Regions from separate parts of the Homo sapiens genome. Here regions 1 and 3 are each linked to region 2. A link is a contact called in ENCODE Hi-C or POLR2A ChIA-PET data. All regions are on one chromosome and are shown on one strand. Each heading gives the region's core, a stretch centred on a gene start or an enhancer-like site at or near the end of the contact. The rest is flanking DNA. Distances are from core to core; before and after follow the strand shown.

The links. A loop is a pair of places that touch in the nucleus more often than their neighbours do. ChIA-PET counts read pairs that join two places held with the same protein, here RNA polymerase II (POLR2A). Pooled maps may share reads with other maps.
Region 1: a loop to region 2 is called in a map of CD4-positive, alpha-beta memory T cell, with 6 times the contacts of the local background. The contact joins two enhancer-like sites. A Hi-C loop is called at or near these places in 1 of 168 maps with a recorded cell type or tissue (CD4-positive, alpha-beta memory T cell) and 7 of 50 pooled maps. POLR2A ChIA-PET finds 5 or more read pairs at or near these places in 3 of 52 experiments (Panc1, T-cell and activated B cell).
Region 3: a loop to region 2 is called in a pooled map, with 2.9 times the contacts of the local background. The contact joins the promoter of NEURL1-AS1 here to the enhancer-like site in region 2. A Hi-C loop is called at or near these places in 1 of 37 single-sample maps with no recorded cell type and 6 of 50 pooled maps. POLR2A ChIA-PET finds 5 or more read pairs at or near these places in 1 of 52 experiments (GM10248).

The regions. Positions count from the first base shown.
Region 1 is chr10:103,539,895-103,544,316 of GRCh38, reverse strand. All of the region lies in intron 1 of NEURL1 (neuralized E3 ubiquitin protein ligase 1), which reads right to left. Among named protein-coding and RNA genes, the nearest start is that of NEURL1-AS1, 25 kb to the right of the region's middle. Within about 2 kb of position 1,441, at least 6 of the 41 ENCODE cell types and tissues checked have a DNase peak (open chromatin) inside an H3K27ac peak, as active enhancers do.
Region 2 is chr10:103,682,989-103,687,645 of GRCh38, reverse strand. The region is part of intron 6 of SH3PXD2A (SH3 and PX domains 2A); the gene reads left to right. Among named protein-coding and RNA genes, the nearest start is that of SH3PXD2A-AS1, 61 kb to the left of the region's middle. RefSeq lists enhancers at 976-1,025, 3,656-3,725. Within about 2 kb of position 1,310, at least 6 of the 41 ENCODE cell types and tissues checked have a DNase peak (open chromatin) inside an H3K27ac peak, as active enhancers do.
Region 3 is chr10:103,515,414-103,520,032 of GRCh38, reverse strand. It overlaps NEURL1-AS1 (NEURL1 antisense RNA 1), which reads left to right and starts at 2,591. Exons shown (of 4, transcript NR_120675.1): 1 at 2,591-2,647. The region is part of intron 1 of NEURL1 (neuralized E3 ubiquitin protein ligase 1); the gene reads right to left. RefSeq lists enhancers at 4,259-4,418, 4,439-4,518.

The sequences.
Region 1 (4,422 bases), core at 192-2,691, 140 kb after region 2:
CCTCCTCCTGGCCCCACCCAACATGGGCACCCCCAAGGTTCCAGGGCCCAGTTTATCCCTTGAGTTCTGTTATCCAGGCCGGAAATCTGGTGTCAGCCCAGATTCCCCATCCAAGAGGTCACCGTGTCCTTCTCAAATCCATCCCCTCCTTCCCTCCCCTGGCTCTGCCCATGGTTCAGGCCCCCAGCATCATCCTGCTCTGGACAATCATTCCAGCCTCCGTCCCCCTCTGCAGGGCTGCCAGGCGGGCATCTCTGCCCGACTCAGCCCTCTACCTCCTGTGGCTCCCGAGCATCAGGATAAACTCGACCCCCACTTTGGGGATTATTCAAGGTCCTCTGTGAACTGACCCCAGCCCATGTGTCTGGCCTCACCTTCCATGACCCCCCCTACCCCACCCCATGTACCTATGCTCCATGCACACGAGCCAGTTGTGTTCTAGAACATGGCACATCACTTGTCTGTTGCTTTTTGAACACTGTCCCTCTCCTTGGAGTGCCCCTCCCTGGCACTGGTCCCACAAACACTCCCACCTCACCTTCAGCCCCCAGCTCAGAAGAGCCTTTCCTCTGAGATCATCCCAATGCCCTGGGATGGAATAGACCAGACTATCCCTCTCCAAGGCTGTCCAGCCAGTCCTCTGTGCAGCCCCAGCCCTGCAGCCATGGCAGGAGGCCCTTCCCATACTGGGAGCACCCTGAAGGTAGAAAGGTATCTTTTTATCTCTAGATCCTTAGCATCTGACAAGGTGGTCACTCCATAATGCTCAAAGTAGATTTCATGAAGAAAGGAAGAAAAGAGGAAGAGGAGGAGGAGGGAGGGAAGATGAAAGCCTGGAGCCGATGGTGCGGGCTCTTTACTCTTCCCCCTTCTGCTCCTCTCCAGTGCCCCAGGTCCCTGTGGACCCAGTGAGACCCAAAGGTGACAGATTGCCTGGCCGTGACCTCGCAGCACCAGTGGGGGCCCTCCTTGTTCCTGCAGTACTATTGGCAGCACTAGCCTGTGCTCACTCGAGCAGAAAGAGCCAAGAAGCCACGCAGCCAGGTGTGTCCTGGAACATGGGGGAGCCAGAGTGCAGAGCCTTATCTGACCATCTTCCCTGGAGGCAGCAGAAGAGCATCTGCCTGCCCCCAGCCACCCCACTGCAGGACTACAGGGAGGAGGGGCGGAAAACCTTGTGCCTGGCTCCCTCCCAGCTTCTCCCGGATTAAAGCGGCAGGGGACAGAGCGCCTCCAGCTCATTTGCATAAACCATTTATAGCAGCGCCTTCAAACCCACGCCTTCCAAGAAGAAAAAAGCCCACTGCAATTGCCTGTGGCTTCCCAGTCTGTCGTTTTCCCTTCTCTTTCGTTTTTTTGTTTTAATGACAGGAAGCTGTGCTCAAGAGAAATCTCTGCCCTGGCTGTTCTTGGCAGCAGAGGGAGCTGTGCTTTCCCTCCAAATTGAATAAGAATGATAAGCAGCCAGCCCCCGGGTGTCAGTGACTTACAGTTTGCAAAGCCTACGAGCACTCACGAACTGTTTCAGTCTTCCCAGGAAGCACAGGAGGTAACTATTGCCAGACCCCATTTTACAGATGAGAAAACCAAAGCTGAAAGAGGGTAAGTGACTTGTCTAAGCCACAAAAAACTAGTAAGTGACTGTAATGGACATGGTGGCTGATGCCCAACATCTACACCACCCCAAGACAACAGCAGTTCTCAGCCCTGGTTGCACATCAGCATCACCTAGGAGGTAATAAAATTACTGGTAGAGCCAAGTGTGGTGGCTCACACCTGTAATCCTAGCACTTTGGGAGGCTGACGCAGGAGGATCACTAGAGCCCAGGAGTTTGAGACCAGCCTGGGTAACATAGCAAGACCCTGTCCCTACAAAAAAATAAATAAAAATTAGCTGGGCATGGTGGTGTGTGTCTGTAGTCTCAGTTACTTGGAAGGCTGAGATGAGAGGGTCGCTTTAGCTCAGGAGGTCAAAGCTGAAGTGAGCAGAGATCACGCCACTGTACTCCAGCCTGGGCAAGAGAGAGACTCTGTCTCAAAAAAACCAAAAACAAAAACAATTACTGATGCCCAGTATCCACGCTAGACCAATTCATAGAGAAATCTGAAGTGTGGGGCCCAGCTCCCCAAGCAATTCTCACATACAGCCAGCGTGCCATACCCTGGCAATAAGCCAATCACAATGGTTTCATTCCCCTTCTCAGTGACATGGTCAAGAATGGCCAGGTGACCCACTTCTGGCCAATGAGGCATAGATTTCCCAGCAGTGGGAAATGTGCTGGAACCCCTCTGAGAAAGGGATCCTTGCTCCACAGAACATAGGGGTCGTTCTCCTTTCTCCAGATATCACTGTGTCCTGCTGCAATTCCTGGGACCACCATGGCCATGTCACTACTGGTCTAGAAGGAAACCAACCCAAGGATGGCAGAGTAGAGAGATGGGAAGTACTTCATCCTACAGCCTTGACTCAGCCAACCCTGAAAGCCACCCACCTTGGGACATCCGGTTTTCTGCATAGTACAGCTCCTTACTGCTTAAGTCAGTGCAGGCCAGCATTTGTTATTGCAATAGATAGGCCTGAGACAACAGCAGTCACCTTCTCATGTCCCTCACCCCAGTCATCCCCATGTCATCCAGGAAAATGGGCCTCTGGATCTTCCACTGCAGGGTGGACGCTTGACTGATGGCCCCAGCTGTGGAGCTCTGAAGTCCATCCCCATGTTTGCTCCAAGGCAATGCTTCCCACAGCTCACCCCAGCTAGTGATGCGTGTGGCAGGGATATTAAGGCAGGACCATTCCTGGGAGATGTGGGGCTCCACTGGCCAGGGACTGTGGCTCTGGCTGAAGGATACTCCAAGGTCTTGCAGAACTTTTCTTAGAATTGCACTATAGTCTGATATGCTCCCACCAAACTTCCTTCCTTTCTTACCCCTCTCCTTCACTCAGGGTCCCACTTGCACTGAGGTCTGATGGCTCCCCCAGACTCCCCCAGCTTCCTCCTTATTTTTCTTCACACAGGCATTTCCCCTGATTATGTATGTATGTAGGCATGTATGTATGTATGTTTAATCCTCTCTTGATGTCTACTTAACCCATGACCTGCCTAACACACGACCTGCATCACCTCATGCCTGGACTACTACTACCCAGTTGTGTGTCCCTTCCACCCCATCCCTAATCCTTCCTACACAAACCATGCTACTCCCCAACTCAAGACCCTCCAACAGTTTCTTATTTCTTACATTATCGAGTTCAGTTACTTCTGCCTTTCTTTATAAGCAGTACTGACCCTGACCTGCCCTACCAGCCAACTCTGGCAGAAGACTGAAATCCATCCCTGTTGTTTCACTTACATGCCTAGAGGGCATCCCCATGTGGGAGCAACCCTGGCCATTGGCAGCACAGAAATGACTGATGTGGCCCATGACCAATGAATATTGAAGCTGTCCTAAGTCTGAGTACCAATTCCACCCCTTTCCACAGACGTTCCTCAATGACAAAGGCTCCCTCGGCCTCCCCTCACTTCGCCCCAATGGAATATTTAATTTAAAAAAATACATTTTATACACAAATCACCCTCCATCAACAAGAAGAGAATCCTCTAAAGATGGTTATGGTAACGAAAATGATTCTTATTCATAATGATAATGACATTAAGCACAAGATGATAAAGTTGAAGATGGTGATGGTACTGGAGAAAAAAGTAGTGATAAAAATAAGTGTGAAGGCTGGGCGTGGTGGTTCGCACCTGTAATCCCAGCACTTTGGGAGGCTGAGGTGAGCAGATCACTTGAGGACAGGAGTTCGAGACCAGCCTGGCCGACATGGTGAAACCCTGTCTGTACTAAAAATACAAAAATTAGCCAGGTGTGGTGGCACACGGCTATAGTCCTAGCTACTCAGGAGGCTGAGGCAGGAGAATCACTTGAACTCGGGAGGTAGAGGTTGCAGTGAGCTGAGATCAGGCCACTGCGCTCCAGCCTGGGTGAAAGAGCAAGACTCCATCTCAAAAAATTTAAAAAAAAAGTCTGAAAATAAAAGAAAATTTTAAAAGCAGAAAAGCAGGGGTTAAAATGTTCTCACATTATGATCTCAATGATATAAGCATATATGCAATACAGCTGACTTCCTCCTGATGCACTGCTATGTTAACCAGCTGTGTCTGTGAGGAATTGCATTTGGTTGCTAGTAATAAAAAACAGAAATAACATTGCTTTTAAAATATATTAAGTGTTTTCTTTAACATAGGAAGTCTGCAGGTACACAGACATAGCTAGTGTGGCAGCTCTGTAATTATCAGGGACCTGGGCTTCTTTCATCTTTCTACGCCATCTTCCACATAACATTGCAAGGTTGCTTCATAGTCTGAAATAGAAGCTGAAGCTCCAGCCAGCTTGCCCACATTCCAGGCAAGAAACAGA
Region 2 (4,657 bases), core at 61-2,560:
GACTAGGCAGGATGGGTTATGATGTGCAAGGTCGCAGGGGGCTGCTAGCCAGGTGAGATAGGATGTGGGCTCTGGCAGCAGTGGAGGGGGCAAGGCACTGCGGGTGTTGGACAGACTCTGATGATTGGATGTGGGCCTCAAGGGAGAGTTTGTGTGGGAGCTGGGAAACAACTGCATCAGGTTGCCTGGGGTCCCACTCTTAGGCCGACAACTTGCCAGTCATGTGACTTGGGCAAATCCCTTCGCCTCTGAGAACAGATTATCTCACCTGTTCTGTTGTATCAGCCAGGGTTCAACTAAAGGAACAGAACGAGTGGGAGGTATATATTAAGCGATGTAGTGTAAGGAACTAGCTTACACAATTGTGGGGGCTGGCTAGGTAAGTCTGAAATCCTATGGCAGGTCATGAAAGGGGGCAGGCTGGACCCCCAGGCCCAGGCTGGAGCTGCTGTCCGCAGATGAAATGTCTTCAGGGAAACCTTCACTCTGCTGAAGGCCTTTCAGCTACTGACTCAGGCCCACCCAGAGTGTTTTAGATAATTTCCCTTACTTAAAGTCATCCGGTCATGGTCTTTAATAACTATAAAAATACATTCCCAACCAGGCGCAGTGGCTCATGCCTGTAATCCCAGCACTTTGGGAGACCGAGGCAGGTGGATCACCTGAGGTCAGGAGTTTGAGACCAGCCTGGCCAACATGGCAAAACCCCGTCTCTACTAAAAATACAAAAAATTAGCTGGACGTGGTGGCGGGTGCTTGTAATCCCAGCTACTGAGGAGGCTGAGGCAGGGAGAATCTTGAACCCAGGAGGTGGAGGTTGCAGTGAGCCGAGATCATGCCATTGCACTCCAGCTTGGGCAACAGAGCGAGGCTCTGTCTCAAAAAAAAAAAAAAAAAAAATTCCCCAGCAACACCTAAATTAGTGTGTGATTGCATAACTGGGGACAGTAGCTTAGCCAGGTTGATGTGTACCACCTGACCATCATACCTGTCAAATGGGGTTGTTATAGTAGCAGCGACCTGGCTTGCCCCAAAGTGCACAGGGTTCAAGGAGGTGATGCCCTTTGAGGGGTTTTGTGCTGTGCCTGGCAGTAGGAAGGGCCTGTTGTTGTTAGCTGTTGTTGCTTCCCCAAGGTGGGCACTGCTCCAGGAGCCCCAGTGGGGCTGGAGCAGACTCCCCAGAGCAAGGGGTTCTCTTGAGACCTGCAAAGATCTCATGCCTCTCACCCAGTTCTCTAAAAAGCTGCATTTCGCCAGGGCACCTAGCCGGGAAGTTCTGAGATGCGCCACTAGGGGGCACAGGTGGCCACGGAGCCTCGGGATTGTCAGGGCCCTGGGGCTGTTGTCAGGAGAGCCTGAGGGTTCATCCAACCCAGGAGTCCTGTGGAAGCTCCAGCTCGTTTACATGCAGATGAGGTTGCTCAAGAGTGTTGTTACAAGCTTGTTCTCTTAGGCAAGTGTTGATGTTCCTCATGAAATCCTGTTTACTTTATTCTTCTCCTTGGAAAAGTGGTGAGCTCAGCCCCACTTCTATCTCAGTGATCATAAAACTGTATTATTAGCTGAGTTCATGAGATCAGCATTAATGTAGTTTCACTGCAGAGAAGCAGTGTTGCCTGGGGTTGACAGTTTAGGTTTTGGCAACAGGAAGACAGGGTTTGAACCCCAGCTCTGCCATTTGTTATTGCCGTTTTAATTATTGATAGATTAAGAAAGAAGGGGAGAAGTTGGTCTTTGAGTTGAGACATTTATTTCCATTCTGTGAGACCCAGGAGGGGACGACAGGGCGTAGACTCAGCCATTGCTGAGTATTCCGTTGAGTTAAAAACGTGGACTCTGGAGCCAGAATGCTTAGTTTCATGTCCCGGCTCTGCCTGCTGTGTGATCTTGGGCAAGTCCTTCTCTATGGCTCATTTCTTCACCTGTAAAATAGGGATAATCAGGTTTTTTTCATGGGGTTGAGGATTGAGTGAAAGTTCCTGAAGTGATAACTCCAGCACCGTGCCTGGCCTAGAGGAAGCACTAAGGGTGAAGCAGCTTTTACTATGAATAGGAGGCAGCACCGGAGGGGTTCGTCTCAAACAGGAGAGAGCGCTGGTTTCAGCTTTTGCCCTTTCTCCGGAGTGACTCCTCAATCAGACAGGGGGAAGGTGGGGTGTCCACTATCTCATCATTGCCAGGAGCCTCCCTGCAACAACCAGGGTAGGTGGTCTTGTCCCATTTTATAGACCAGGAAAGGGAAGTTAAGGAACTTGCCCCAGGTCAGCCAGACACAGGATTCTCTTTTTTTTTTTTTTTTTTTTTTTTTGAGACAGAGTTTTGCTGTTTGCCTGGGCTGGAGTGCAGTGGCACAATCTCAGCTCACTGCAACCTCCACCTCCTGGGTTCAAGTGATTCTCCTGCCTCAGCCTCCCAAGTAGATGGAATTATAGGCGTCCGCCACCATGCCCAGCTAATTTTTTGTATTTTTAGTAGAGATGGGATTTCACCATGTTGGCTAGGCTGGTCTTGAACTCCTGACCCCAGGTGATCCACCCACCTTGGCCTCCCAAAGTGCTGGGATTACAGGTGTGAACCACCATGACTGGCCTTTTTTTTGTTTTTGTTTTTGTTTTTGCTTTTTTGAGACAGGGCCCCAGGCTCTGTCGTTCAGACTGGAGTGTGGTGGCACAACCACAGCTCACTGCAGACTTGACCTCCTGGCTTCAAGCAATCCTCTCACCTCAGCCTTCTGAGTAGTTGGGACTACAGACATGCACCACCACGTCCAGTTAGTTTTTGTAGAGACAGGGTCTCGCTATGTTGCCCAGGGTGGTCTTGAACTCCTAGGATCAAGTGACTATCCTGCCTCGGCCTCCCAAAGTGCTGGGATTACAGGTGTGAACCGCAGCACACAGCCTAATTTTCCTTTTTATGAGTTTGGTTTTTAATAAAGTGAATTTGCTTAGAGCAAGACCCGCCCATAAGTTCTGGCCACTATTAAGGGTTAGTCTATGGCCGGGCGTGGTGGCTCGCTCCTGTAATCCTAGCACTTTGGAAGACCGAGGCAGTTGGATCTCCTGAGATCAGGAGTTCAAGACCGACATGATGAAACCTCGTCTCTACTAAAAATACGAAAAATTAGCCGGATGTGGTGGCCCGCACCTGTAATCCCAGCTACTCGGGAGGCTGAGGCAGGAGAATCACTTGAACCCAGGGGGCGGAGTTTGCAGTGAGCCAAGATGGTGCCACTGCACTCCAGCCTGGGTGACAGAGTGAGATTCCGTCTCAAAAAAAAAAAGGGTTAGTCTACCTGAAAAAGTTCCTCTATTCTCCTCCTTTTATAGAGGAAGCTTTTAAGAGAGGGATGGCCACTTGCCCAGGGTATGGGGTGGGCAGAACCTGGTCTTCTGCTGGTCAGCACTCCCACCAAGCCCTGGAACCAGGTGGAAGTGTGAGGAGGGCTGTCAGGTGGAAGTGTGAGGAGGGCTGTCCTGAAGCACAGGAAGCCGGTCTGTGAGGTCTCTGGTACCTCCCTTCCCCGCAAGGTAAATACCTCAGCAGGGCACTAGCAGAGCTGGGCTCTCTGGCCCTCCCTGGGCCTGCCCTGCCCAACCAGCAGCAGAGGGAGATGGAGGGAGACGAGGCAGTGGCAGCAGGCCTCCTCCCTCCAGAGCGCAGGCTTTGTGAGGCTTTCACTTCTCTTAATAGTTTGTTGGCTCCTGGCCCCATGGAGTGCACAGCTCAACTGAGAAGGTGGGACCTTTTCAGGGATTCATTAATACTAGGCAGGATGGCTTGGGATCTGCAAGGTGGAAGGAGGGGTGGCTGGCCATTGTGGGAGAGGCTGGAGATGGCCCTGAAGGACAGAGGAGATTGTGATGGGCTGAAGGGTGTGGGTAGGGCACCCTGCAGGAGGGACAGCCAGGCATGAGTAAGGATGTGGAGCTGGAATGAGTTTTTGCTTTTTTGTTGTTGTTGTGGGTTTTTCTGGTGTTAATTTTTAACATGGGGTCTTACTTAATGGCCCAGGCTGGAGTGCAGTGGTGCGATCAGGGCTCACTGTGGCCTTAAATTCCTGGGCTCAAGCGATCTTCCCACCTCATCCTCCCAAGTAGGTGGAACCACTGGTGTGCCACCATGCCTGGCTTATTTATTTATGTAGGAGACAGTCTTGCTCTGTCACCCAGGCTAGAGTGCAGTAGCCCAATCTCGATTTACTGCAACCTCCGCTTCTCAGCTCTCGTGCCTCAGCCTCCCAAGTAGCTGGGACTACAGGCACCCGCCACCATGCCTGGCTAATTTTTTTGTATTTTAGTAGAGATGGGGTTTCTCTGTGTTGCCCAGGGTCGTCTTGAACTCCTGAGCTCAGGCAGTCCACCCGCCTCAGCCTCCCAGAATGCTAGGATTACAGGTGTGAGCCACCATTTCTAGCCTTTATTTTTTATTACTGATTTGTTTATTTATTTGGTAGAAACAGGGTCTCGCTTTGTTGCCCAGGCTGGTGTTGAATTCCAGGCCTCAAGTGATCCTCCTGCCTCAGCCTCCTAAAGTGTTGGGATTACAGACGTGAGCCACCACACCTGGCCTGGCATGAGCTTGAAAAGTCTGAGGGAAGGAGAGGGGCCCATCATCCCGGCAGGAGCGAGGGTAGAGCAGGAGATGAGTCTGGAAAGGA
Region 3 (4,619 bases), core at 1,342-3,841, 170 kb after region 2:
GCAGGAGGATTGCTTGAGGCTAGGAGTGTGAGACCAGCCTGGACAACATAGTAAGACCCATCTCTAAAAAAAATTTAAAAATTAGCCAGAGTATGCTGGTACATGCCTGTAGTCTCGGCTACTCAGAGGCTAAAGTGGGAGAATTGCTTGAGCCCCGGGGGGTCAAGGCTGCAATAAACCATTATCACGCCACTGTACTCCAGCCTAGACAACAAAGCAAGACCCTGTCTCGAAAAAAAAAAAGAAACAACAACAACAACAAAAAACTATTGCTGGTGATGGTAGTAGAGTTTAAAATGGTGACAAAAGTGATGACGATGGTGTAATGTGATGTCCAGGACAGGTGGCCCAAAACAACAGGCTCAAGGGAGATTTGGCATCTTCTGGATAAGCCCTTAAGGGGTTCCTTAATCTCTATGGAGGGAACTAGACCCGACCAGCCCTCAGATGCATACGATGTGGAGCCCAGGCACTGACTCCCAGGGACTTGCACCAAGGCAGGTGAGCCCAGGACTCCACTGTGGTTATATTATGCACTTCTGGATACCTAGCCCTGCCTGGGCACTGAGGGGAAGAATATGAGAAGGAAACAAAATTTAACCTTTTCTAGACATAGGCACAACCACTGGCAATCACGTATCAATTATCTCATTTATTCCTTGATACCACTGGTCAAAGCAGCAAGACGACTCTGCTGACCATACTCTCTTTTGGGAGGGGACAGGGCTATAAAAGTTCATTTTTTAAAAAAGTGTTTTTTTCTTTCTTTCTTTCTTTCTTTTTTTTGAGACAGAGTCTTGCTCTGTTGCCTAGGCTGGAGTGTGATGGCACGATCTCGGCTCACTGCAACCTCCATCTTCCAGGTTCAAGCAATTCTCCTGCCTTAGCCTCCCGAGTAGCTGGGATTACAGGCACCCGCCACCATGCCCAGCTAATTTTTTTGTGTTTTTAGTAGAGACAGGGTTTCACCATGTTGCCCAGGCTGATTTTGAACTTCTAACCTCAAGCGATCCACCCGCCTCAGCCTCCCAAAGTGCTGGGATTATAGGCATGAGACACTGCGCCTATAAAAGTTTAAACTGTAAAAGCAATATGTGCTTATTGTTAAAAATAAATAAATATAACAGTACTGATTTGTGTGGAGTAAAAGCATCCCGTTCCCCAACACTACTCAACCCCAGCCAATTCTCCAGAGGTAGCCCCTGGTAACAGTTGGGTGGGTATCCACTCAGCCTTGGTCTGTGTGTGTACAAACAAACAAAGTAAATATGTCTGAGTGATAACTAGATGCACAGGTAGATATCAAGGTATGGAACCACAGAATAGAGTTGTTCCCCAAGATACCTGCACTGCTCACTCCCTCACCTCCTGCAAATGCCATCAGGTCTTCTCTGGCCCAACCTATTCAAAGTGCTGTTCCCCAGACCCCCCAACTCATAATCCCTGTATCTGCCTCACTCATGGTTTCTTTCTCTCCAGGGCATTTTTCATCATCTGACATCCATATGTCATGTTTTTGGGTTTTAAAAATCTGTCTCTCTTCATAAGAATATAATTCCATGAGACAGAGGACTTGTTCCCTGCTGTATCCTAGTACTTAGAACAGTGCCTGGCACACAGTAGGCATTGACTAAATACTGGTTGAAAGAAAGGAATGAAAGAAAAGAGGGAGAGAGAGGGAGGGAAGGGAAGGGAGAGGAAGAGGGGGAAGGAAAAATGTAGCACTCTAAATGCAAACAGGCCCATACTATACATATTACACAATTTGCTCTTTTAATAATATAGTAGACTTTTTTTTTAAATCATGGTACCTCATTAATGTGTAAAGCTGCAAGGTATTCCTGTGAATAGACGTCATCATTTACTTAACCCACTGCTTCCTTCCTGAAACTGTGTGGGCAGTAAGTGGAGAAAGGGGCAAAATAAGGTACTCCCAGTCCATGGCTCTTGGCAATAAGCTTTCCCAAATTTCAGTCTAGGAAATTGACTGTTCATGGATCAGGGCATGCAAAGTTACCCTCAAGAGACATAAAGGATACCTGGCTGGAGGTGAAGAAAAGATGTGTTCATTGGATGCCAAAGATCGGTGAAAAGGGGATGTCACTGAGGCACACTGCGGTGAGGCCCACGGGAGCAGAGCCAGGGAGATGGTGGCCTGCCAGGCCCAAGTGTTGGGTCCTCCTGGCAGGCATTTCCCTGTTGGTGAAGTGGCCTGGGCAAGGCTCAGAGCCCATAGGCATTGAACTCTCAGACTGTGTTCTCAACTTGCCAGGCCTAGAGCAAGTTCACCCAGCACTCAAAGAGCTGCTGCAGGGGAGAAGGTGCCAGGAAGTCCATCTGACAGAAAATTTCTCTTTGGGAAACAGTACATTGACTTCTGATTTGACTCATGAACCTTTGTGGACTTGATTACAGACAGCCAGGGGCTTCCAGTCCTATCAACTCAGAGGAGACACAGAGGAGATGAAATTTGGGGCCAGCTCAGGCAAAGGCCAGATGTGGGCAGGAGAGGACTCACTACGGAAACCAGCCCCTCAGGCTGACCCACCTAGCTCCTAGCTCACAAAGCCATTGTGTTGAGTAAATGAGGTCAGAGCTGTGGGTCTTGGGGCTCAGGGCCTGGTACACAGTAGGAGGTCATTAAACAGTAGGTATTTCTTGTTTATTATTAGAAGTTTGAAGAAGGTGAGTAATGGTATAGGGCAGGTCACACAATGGTGACTCACACCTGTAATCCCAACACTTTGGGAGGCCAAGGCAGGAGGATCGCTTGAGCCTAGGAGTTCAAGACCAGCCTCAGCAATATAGTGAGACCTCATCTCTACAAAAAGTTTAAAAATCAACTGAGCGTGGTAGCACATGCTGGTAGTCCCAGCTACTCAGGAGGCTGAGGTGGGAGGATCCCTTGAGCCCAGGAGGTGGAGGCTGCAGTAAGACGAGATCACGCCACTGTACTCCAGCCTGGGTGACAGAGTAGGACCCTGTCTCAAAAAAGAAAAAAGAAAAGGGAGGGAGGGAGGGAGGAAGGATGGAGGGAAGGAAGGAAGAAAGGAAGGGAGGGAGGGAGGAAAAGGAAAGGAAATAAATCAGGAAGTGTAAGTATTCCAGGTTTTTCTTCCAAAGAAGGAAGGAAGGAAGGAAGAGAGGGAGGGAGGGAGGGAGGAAGGAAGAAAGGAGAAAGGAGAAAGGAAAGTAAATAAATCAGGAAGTGTAAGTCCTCCAGGTTTTTCTTTCTTCCAGAATCGTACTGGTTATTCCAGGTCCCCTGAGGAGGAATCTACATTTTTCCAAGCTCTCCAGGCAATTCGTAGGCCCTTAGAGAACCACTGCACTGTGCCATATCATACCTCTAAACTCTGCTCCCTTGGCCTCTCTGGCCCTCTGACCTTTCCTGATTCTCCTTGTACCTCTCCCACACCTTCTTCATGGTTTCATTCTGTCCACCCTGTGATATTTCAACCACTCTCATGGTTTAAGTGACACCCACTGCTGACAACTCATTGTGGCCCTGATCTCTCTTCTGAGATTCAAGCTCACACATGGAGTTGCCAACCCAGCGTCTCCCCCAGGATATCTCAGGGCTCTTCTGACACACCCTGGCCAAAACTCAACCTATCATCTTTCCCTCCAACCCCCGCCTTCTGCTTGGGGTCCTGATGGGATCACCATTCTCCCAGTCACCTGAAAACCTGGCACCAGGAATAATCTTGGATTATTCCCTCACTCTCACCGCCTGCATCATTCAGTTATCAGTGCTGCCAAACACAACCTTTTATTTTTTTCTTTTCTTTTTTTTTTTTTTTTTGAGATGGGGTCTCACTCTATCACCCAGGCTGGAGTGCAGTCGTGCAGTCTCAGCTCACTGCAACCTTCACCTCCCAGGCTCAAATGATCCTCCCACCTCAGCCTCCCAAGTAGCTGGGACTACAGGCGCACACCACCACACTCGGCTAATTTTTTATATTTTTGTAGAAATGGTGTTTTGCAATGTTGCTCAGGCTGGTCTCAAACTCCTGGACTCAAGTGATCCACCTGCCTTGGCCTCCCAAAGTGCTGGGATTACAGGCATGAGCCACCGCACTCGGCCAAAGCACACCTCTTAAATATGTTTCAAACGTGTTCCTTCCTCTCTTGGACCACATCTGTAGTTCAGGCTTCAGCATCCCTCCCCTAGACAACTTCACTTCCTTCATAAGTGGTCTTCCAACTTGTCCCTCTTAACTCCATCCTCCACAGGGTAGCCAGCACGATCTTTCCAAAAAGCAAATCTAAAACTTTCAATAGCTCCTACTGCCCAGAGACACCTAGGGTCTGTGTGGACACTAGTTCATTCGTCATCTGGTTTCACTTTCATGGCTGAGCTAAATGTTTCACTAGGTGGTGATTTGTTCTTGGCAACAAGATGATCTTTTGCAAATGAGAGTCTCACTGACCTTGCAGAAGTGAAAGTTTACTATACCTTTATAAACAGCCTTGGCTAATGTACTAGCATGACTGCTAAAAGAGCAGTGACTGGAATTTTCATAGTAAACAATGCAGCATCTCCTACCCTAATTTCCCCAGCACCAGGGGCCTTCTAGTTAGGATTCCCCAGGCCCACACTTTCTAACATCTCTCTT